Regions from separate parts of the Homo sapiens genome. Here region 1 is linked to region 2. The links are chromatin contacts, found by Hi-C or POLR2A ChIA-PET in ENCODE. All regions are on one chromosome and are shown on one strand. The core of a region is the stretch at or near the end of the contact, and the rest is flanking DNA. Distances in the headings are between cores, read along the strand shown.

Region 1 (3,748 bases), core at 893-3,392, 120 kb after region 2:
CAGTAGTCCCTTAGAGCCAGTGGTGGCGTCTCGTCAAAGTCGTGGTGCTCATACTGAGAGAAATGTTTATGGCCAATAGTCCCTTAGAGCCAGTGGTGGCGTCTCGTCGAAGTCGTGGTGCTCATACTGAGAGAAATGTTTATGGCCAATAGTCCCTTAGAGCTAGTGGTGGCGTCTCGTCAAAGTCGTGGTGCTCATACTGAGAGAAATGTTTATGGCCAATAGTCCCTTAGAGCCAGTGGTGGTGTCTCGTCTAAGTCATGGTGCTCCTACTGAGAGAAATGTTTATGGCCAGTAGTCCCTTAGAGCCAGTGGTGGCGTCTCGTCGAAGTCGTGGTGCTCATACTGAGAGAAATGTTTATGGCCAATAGTCCCTTAGAGCCAGTGGTGGCGTCTCGTCGAAGTCGTGGTGCTCATACTGGAAGAAATGTTTATGGCCAATAGTCCCTTAGAGCCAGTGGTGGCGTCTGGTCGAAGTCGTGGTGCTCATGCTGAGAGAAATGTTTATGGCCACTAGTCCCTTAGAGCCAGTGGTGGTGTCTCGTCGAAGTCGTGGTGCTCATACTGGAAGAAATGTTTATGGCCAATAGTCCCTTAGAGCCAGTGGTGGTGTCTCGTCGAAGTCGTGGTGCTCATGCTGAGAGAAATGTTTGTGGCCACTTTCCTTAGAAGGAGCCCGTGTGGCCTTGGTAGAGACTCGGAGCCTCACATATCATTCTTTACTAGTGCATCACTGGGCGCTTTCATTTTGAAGGAGAAGTAGAAGGGGCTGCACATGCATGGTATGTATTTCTGGCTCCCAGAGGGAGTAGCCATGGTTATCCAAACAAAATAACATTATCTTCACTTGTCCTTTGTTCTATAACTTTTTGTGGAAGTGTTTTAGGAACCAATAGCAATTCAGGTATATTACACTTCTGTTTTCCATCCCTTTTTATTGAATTATTGTTTAGGGCTTTTGCTAGAATTAGTGAAATCTGACTATTTAGAAAGAAAAGATCCATGTAGCTGGGCCATTAAAGAAGATAAAGGAAAAGAATGGGCTGTGTGAGGCTGCCCAATATGCAAGGAGTTAAAGCAGCTTGGAGCAGAGTTGCTCTGTGATTTTCTTTAGCGGTTATCATAAGCCAGGACCCAGAGACCTTCATCAAGGTGTTCTGTATGAAGGCCTTCTTTGGGGATGGCATGTTTTATTAGAGGCATGGCAGCTAAAGAATAATATTTTGTAGGTAGTCCATGTACCTACTTGATCTTCTCTCCAAGATTAGTTGAGAAATTTTGAGACCATGGTAAACAGGTTTCTGATGTTTGCCCAAACCCATAAGGAATCAGATGCTAGTTTTGAAAGGGATTGCCATGCAATTAGTTATCTTGCTTTCATCAATGATATAAACTCAGCTTCGTGAAAATTACCGTGTTATATTATTATTTTTCTCATTTCAACAAAGACCGGTGAAAACTTCTTCGTGGACTGGAACCACCGGGTTGCTCATACAGCGAGGTGGACTCCTAGCTGGTTGATAACCATACCCAGAGAGTGTTGATGCCGTCCCGAAGGGAAGAGTTCCAGCCCAAGAGTCTGGCCCATATCACGTGCCACTGAGGGTGCCTGTGCAGGATTGGAAGCCTGGGGAAGAGGGGAAGATGGAGGGAGAAAGGGCAGAAGGCCCGGGCAGGTCTGGGAGGAGAGGTGTCGAAGGGTCAATAGGAAATGCTTAGACAAAGGCTTTAAAGCTCTGAGGGCTTTGTTCTGGGACTAAAAAGGAGAAGGAATTCTTAGAACTCTTCTCTTTCCCTTGGCTCCTTCCAGTGAAGGTCAGATTTGAGAGAGAAAGCAGTTAACTTGGCTTACCTAAGAGACTTTATTGTGGAATATTTTTCCATCCTCTGTGGTTAGTAACCATAGCCTACGCAGACGGGAAAACCTGACCTCAGTGCAAGGTTTCTCTGCCGTTTGAGATACATTGTCTCTGATTTTACTTTTCTTTCTCCTTCAGGCTGCCTGATAGGGGCTGTAAATCTCAAATCCAGCAATCGAACCCCAGTGGTACAGGAATTTGAAAGTAAGTACAAACGAAATGCCTAGGATAATGGGCACCATCTACTGGACATTTGATGTCTTGCAGCCAACTCAGGACACATCTGTCTCTGTAAGTGTGCCAGGGAGATGTTCCGGGTGGACTGCTCTGCGGTGCACAGGCCTGGAAGCATGGCATCAGCAGGCCGGCAGTGAGCCCTGTGCAGTTTTCCATCAGCTGTCATCGCACTCCTGCCTGGCTTTGTGATCACACAACAAATAAATTTCTTTTTTCTTTTTGAGATGGAGTCTCGCTCCTGTTGCCCAGGCTGGAGTGTAGTGGCGCAATCTTGGCTCACTGCAGCCTCTGCCTCCTGAGTAGCTGGGATTACAGGCACCCGCCACCACACCCAGCTGATTTTTGTACGGGGTTTTGCCATGTTTGGCCTGACTGGTCTCAAACTCCTGACCTCAGGTGATCCACCCTCCTTGGCCTCCCAAAGTGCTAAGATTACAGGTGTGAGCCACCGCGCCTGGCCAAGAAATTTCTTATATACAAGCAGGGTGTTTAAGGGAGGGGTACACTATGTAGTAAAATCCTTGCTAATTATCTTTATTGTTTTTCTGGCAAAAAATCCTTTCTCAAAGTCTCTTGGAGTGTGGAGTTGGCTACGTTTTTAATCTGCATGAAAGGCCTCTTGAATTAGAGCTTGCAGGGTCTGGGTGCAGCTGAACGTAGAAGCACTCCACATTCACCGAGAGCTCTTTTTCTTCTTTGCGTGTTAGGTGTGGAACTGTCTTGCATCATTACGGATTCGCAGACAAGTGACCCCAGGATCGAGTGGAAGAAAATTCAAGATGAACAAACCACATATGTGTTTTTTGACAACAAAATTCAGGGTATGATCCTGTAGTCCTCTTGCCTGCTGACCTTTCCTCTGTCCATAGACCTGGGTATACACTCTTGGCCAGAAACTTACCTCAGACTGGTAACCTGCATCTGTAGCTAGGACCGTTTTTTTTTTTTTAAAGATTTATAATTATGGAAAATTTCAAATATATGCAAAAGTAATGCAAATGGTATATCAAGCCTCCCTGTCCCTGTCCCCCAGCATCAACAAGTGCAGTTCATTAGCTAGGATCTTAATCTGCTCACAGCCCCATTTCTTTGGGGAATCAAAGTGAACATTTTCCTAGGCCATCTTCTCATGATCCTGATGTGAGTGATGTAGGTGAGTGAATGAGAAGGACCATATGTTTCAGCAAGGGCACAGCACAAATGGACTGAGCCACCCACTGTGTTTCTGGCTTGGTGCTGGGGTTGCCGATGGGGAGAAAACACGGTGTACCCTGAAGTGACATCCTCCCGGGTGGGAGGATGGTGGTCAGGGAAGGCTCCCCAAAGTGGCCTCTCTGGGTGCGGTGTGAAGGGTGGCTGGTTAGCAGGCAAGATGGTATGGAGGGAGGTGGTGATCAGGAGAGAATGCTGTGTATGAAGACGCAGAAGCAACAGACGGACTGGCTGATGGGAAAGACTGGAAGTTCCCCACTGTTGCCGGTACATGGACAGGGAGAGAGGGAGGAGAGGGGGGAGAGGGGCTGGAGAGGTTGCCTGGCCAGGCAGACTGCACTGAATGCCAGGCGAGCATGGGCGGTATCTGAGGGCCCGCTGTGAGGCTCTCAGGGGAGGTGCCGTGGCTGCATCTATGTTTCAGAAGACTGAAGTGGCTG
Region 2 (3,855 bases), core at 920-3,419:
ACAGAGGCTATTTCCATAGAGCCCTCAAAATGAAAACTATACAAATGGGCCAAAGCCAAACAAAATGAGAATAGGTTTGTCACATTTTTGACAAACTGCCCAAAAGTTTGTCAATAGCACTCAGTTCTCTGAAGTCACCTCATGACATCTACTCCATCCACCTCTCAGAAGTCACAGCCAGCCGCAAGTTTCTGCCATCGGAAGGGCACACAGGTCTGCACTTCCGTCCGCTAAAAGAAATAGACTTAGGAAAATAATTGAGGGTTCAGGGGAAGAAGAGTTTCCTGAGGGGACAGCCAGGGACAGATTAAACAAATTACATCAGGGTGACAAACACACTTACCTTGATCTATGCATTATATAAATACTGAATGTCTCATTTTATTTTTCTTAACTTAGTTTTCTGTGTCCTACGGATGGTTGCTCATATCATGCTGTCCATCTTTAGACTTGATTCCTCAAAGACAGGTCTTTGTCTCAAATAATAATTTTTATTTAAAAACATGAACAAGGCCAGGTGCAGTGGCTCATGCCTGTAATCCCTGCACTTTGGGAGGCCAAGGCAGGGGGATCGCTTGAGCCTAGGAGTTTGAGAGCAGCCTGGGCAACATAGTGAGATCCTGTCTCTACAAAAAATACAAAAACTAGCCAGGCAGGATGGCACAAGTCTATAGTCCCAACTACTGGGGAAGCTGAGGTGGGAGGATTGCTTGATCCCAGGAGTTCAAGGCTGCAGTGAGCCATGATCGCTCCACTGCACTCCAGTCTGGGTGACAGAGCAAGGTGCTGTCTCAAAGAGAAATTTGGAAACACCCAAGGAAGTGTATCCCCTGCCTAAAAGCGAGAGCCTAAGCATGACGGAACTGCTGCTGGCAACCCTGGGAGAGAGGCAGGAGGGTTCTGATGTAAAATGTTCCTGATAACTAAGAACAAAAAACTGGAAAAAGCAGACTAGCGATAATATTTGTCAGGGGCACATGATTAGATTAAGTGTTAGAAGAAGGAGCCTAAAAATGGTGTAGAGAGAGAACCATAAGCAGACAAAGCCAAGTTACAGCCATTATAAGGAGCACTGGGAGCCCCTGCAAAGCCCCAAACACCTCACATGGGGGCACTGGAGAGTTGGTGGCCGAAGGGTCCAAGACCTCAGTGAGGCAGGAGGAACAAGTGCAGTTAATAATCATGCGCTGTAGCCTTGGAGGTTGCTAAGGGATTTTAAGTGTTCACAACACACAGTGATAAATATATGAGGTAATGTGTATGTTAATTAGCTCAGTTTAGCCATTCCATAATGTATCAAAACATCACAGGCCGGATGTGATGGCTCACGCCTGTAATTCCAACACTTGGGGAGGCCGAGGCAGGTGAATCACTTGAGTTCAGGAGTTCGAGACCAGCCTGGCCAACATGGCAAAACCCCATCTCTACTGAAAAAGCACAAAAATTTGCCGGGCGTGGTGGCACACACCTGTAGTCCCAGCTACTCAGGAGGCAGAGGTTGCAGTGAGCTGAGATTGCACCTCTTCACTCCAGCCTGGGCGACAGAGTGAGACTCTATCTCAAAAACAAAACAGAACAAAAAACCCCATCATGTTGTACATCAAAAACATATGCAATTTTTGTCAATCAAATTAATAATTTTTAAAATAAAGTTAAAAAGAAAAGGGTGTGGAATATTTAAGGAAGAAGCATTCATTCTTAATGGCTAATCTTTAAGAATGCAATAAGCCACCATGCCCAGCTAATTTGTATTTTTAGTAGAGATGGGGTTTCTCCATGTTGGTCAGGCTGGTCTCGAACTCTCAACCTCGGGTGATCCACCCGCCTTGGCGGGATTACAGGCATGAGCCACCACGCCCAGCCTAGTTCATCTTTCAAACATGACTTTCTCTTTAGATGTATGAAAAAAATTTCATAAAGAATGCTATTTTCCCAAGAAGCAGGTGAATGCTTGGACTTGGAACTATAAGAGCACATGCTAGGTGCCCTTAGTGTGTCATTAGACACCCTTGCTGCACTGCTGGACTGGACCGATTCAAAAATAAAACAAAAGGTCTAAACCCAGATGCATCCACTCCTCCCCAACAACATCCAGTCCACCATGGCTTCATTGCCTGGAGCAGGAGCCTGAGGTGGGCGCTGCAGTCTGGCTGCTGCACTGAGTCTCACACCTTCCACGGAGCCCTCACGCCCAGCTCTGCATTTCTCCTTGATCCAGACTGTTCTGTGGGTATTTTTAGCCTGGCTTCTTGGCAGTTTCACAAATGCTTTTCAAGATGCTTATGGCCATGTACTGAGAACTGCATGGTAGAAAATTGGGGAGCTCCCGTGAAATCTGCCCACTATACCTTTGTCCTACAGCCCCCCTCAAGAGGGTCCCCATCTTGCTCTCTGTCCCAGTTTTGCTCTCTGGCATGCCTGCTGCCAGAACCCTAGGCTGGATCTAGCCTAATAACTTTGGCATGAAATGAAAGGGAAGGCTCTTAAAGATATTACTTTTTTGGTCATTAAGCAAAGAGTCAGTTCTCCAATGGACTAACCTCTATTTGACTTTAGGATGCTAAGCACATGGCTTATGAGCTTGGAAGTTGTGATTCTTTAACTTCAACAAGAGAATGCTACACCAGAGGAGGGGGCCGGGCCACAGGGAGGGCAAAGTTGCCCATTTGACACCTATGGAAAAATAAGTAAGCATGGAGATCCCTTTCCTCTCTCTTCACTCAAAAAGTTTAGGAAGTATGGCAGCAAGGCAAATTTAGATGGAAAGAAAACTTTGCTGATGTTGGGATGTCATGTTCTGTCTTAAGGGCTTGAGAGATGCTAGTCATCTCCTACATACTAGGCTTAAAAGCCCTTTCCCTTATGAGATGTTTCGGAAGAAGAGAGATGGCTCAAACACAAGTATACCCAGCAGTGGAGTGGGGTGAGCTAAAGATGAGTTGGAGTAATGGGAAGAGCATAGAGGAAGGAGTGACTCTAAGTAGCAAGCCACTCAGCACTCCTGGACCTCAGTTTCCTCTTCTATTTAATAAGGAGCTGAAGTGAACGTCCTTAGCTTTCAAGCTCTGACATTGTATGATTCTGGAGGTCTTGTCCAGTTTGAGAAGAATGTAATTCCAGATGGCGAATCCCAGGATTTGTAAGGTTACATCACTAGTCACTGCCAGGTCAACTTTCTCAATTACTTGTGGTAGAGTCTTGGACTCCTCTGATGCCACAAAAAAGAATAGATTATGTCCCTGGCAGGATGCAGGCTCACAGACAATCCCTTGCTTGAATTAAATGGAAACTTTTTCACTTGATGAGCATGGAAAGGGTGGGGCTGTGGGGGGAGAGAGAGAGAAGAAAATATAGCAGGAGAACCAAGACTCTTGAGAAAGCTCCACTGTTGGAGGAGACCTCTCCTGTCCAAAGAAGAGAGGAGATTATGTCATAGAAATACATAGCTATCCCTGCATATTTATTCATGCACCTAGACAAATCACAAGGTGAACAGGGAGATGCCAACCCTGTTACGGTCCTCATGCCCAGATCTTCTGTGTCCTTCTTAAACACAAGGCAGGTGATAGGGCGTGTGGACCTGCCTGCTCCCTCACAGTGATGGATGTTGAGTGGCACTGCAGGGAGGCAGGATCTTGTCACAGCCCTTCCCGTTTCAAATATTTGTGCCAACCACCTGTCGGCATTCCCCTCCTATATCCAGAAAACCCACTGCATCTTCTTCCCTCAAATACGGTGGCACTGGTTGAACAGCACAGCCAAGCCAGAAAGCATTGTGGTTGGGTACCAGATGAGTATCTGCACTCACGTATGAAAACTCTCCGCTATTGCTCACATATAAAATGATGTTAGTAT

Evidence for each region. Hi-C counts contacts between places; a loop is a spot of excess contacts on that map. ChIA-PET counts read pairs that join two places held with the same protein, here RNA polymerase II (POLR2A). Pooled maps may share reads with other maps.
Region 1: a pooled map shows a loop between it and region 2 (3-fold over the local background). The contact joins two enhancer-like sites. A Hi-C loop is called at or near these places in 5 of 50 pooled maps. POLR2A ChIA-PET finds 5 or more read pairs at or near these places in 3 of 52 experiments (AG04450, MCF 10A and Panc1).

What each region holds. Positions count from the first base shown.
Region 1 is chr11:134,137,854-134,141,601 of GRCh38, forward strand. JAM3 (junctional adhesion molecule 3) reads left to right here. Exons shown (of 9, transcript NM_032801.5): 2 at 1,998-2,063; 3 at 2,804-2,917. Among named protein-coding and RNA genes, the nearest start is that of SNORD153, 12 kb to the right of the region's middle. Within about 2 kb of position 2,143, at least 10 of the 41 ENCODE cell types and tissues checked have a DNase peak (open chromatin) inside an H3K27ac peak, as active enhancers do.
Region 2 is chr11:134,013,547-134,017,401 of GRCh38, forward strand. All of the region lies in intron 1 of LINC02730 (long intergenic non-protein coding RNA 2730), which reads left to right. Among named protein-coding and RNA genes, the nearest start is that of LINC02730, 7.3 kb to the left of the region's middle. Within about 2 kb of position 2,170, at least 2 of the 41 ENCODE cell types and tissues checked have a DNase peak (open chromatin) inside an H3K27ac peak, as active enhancers do.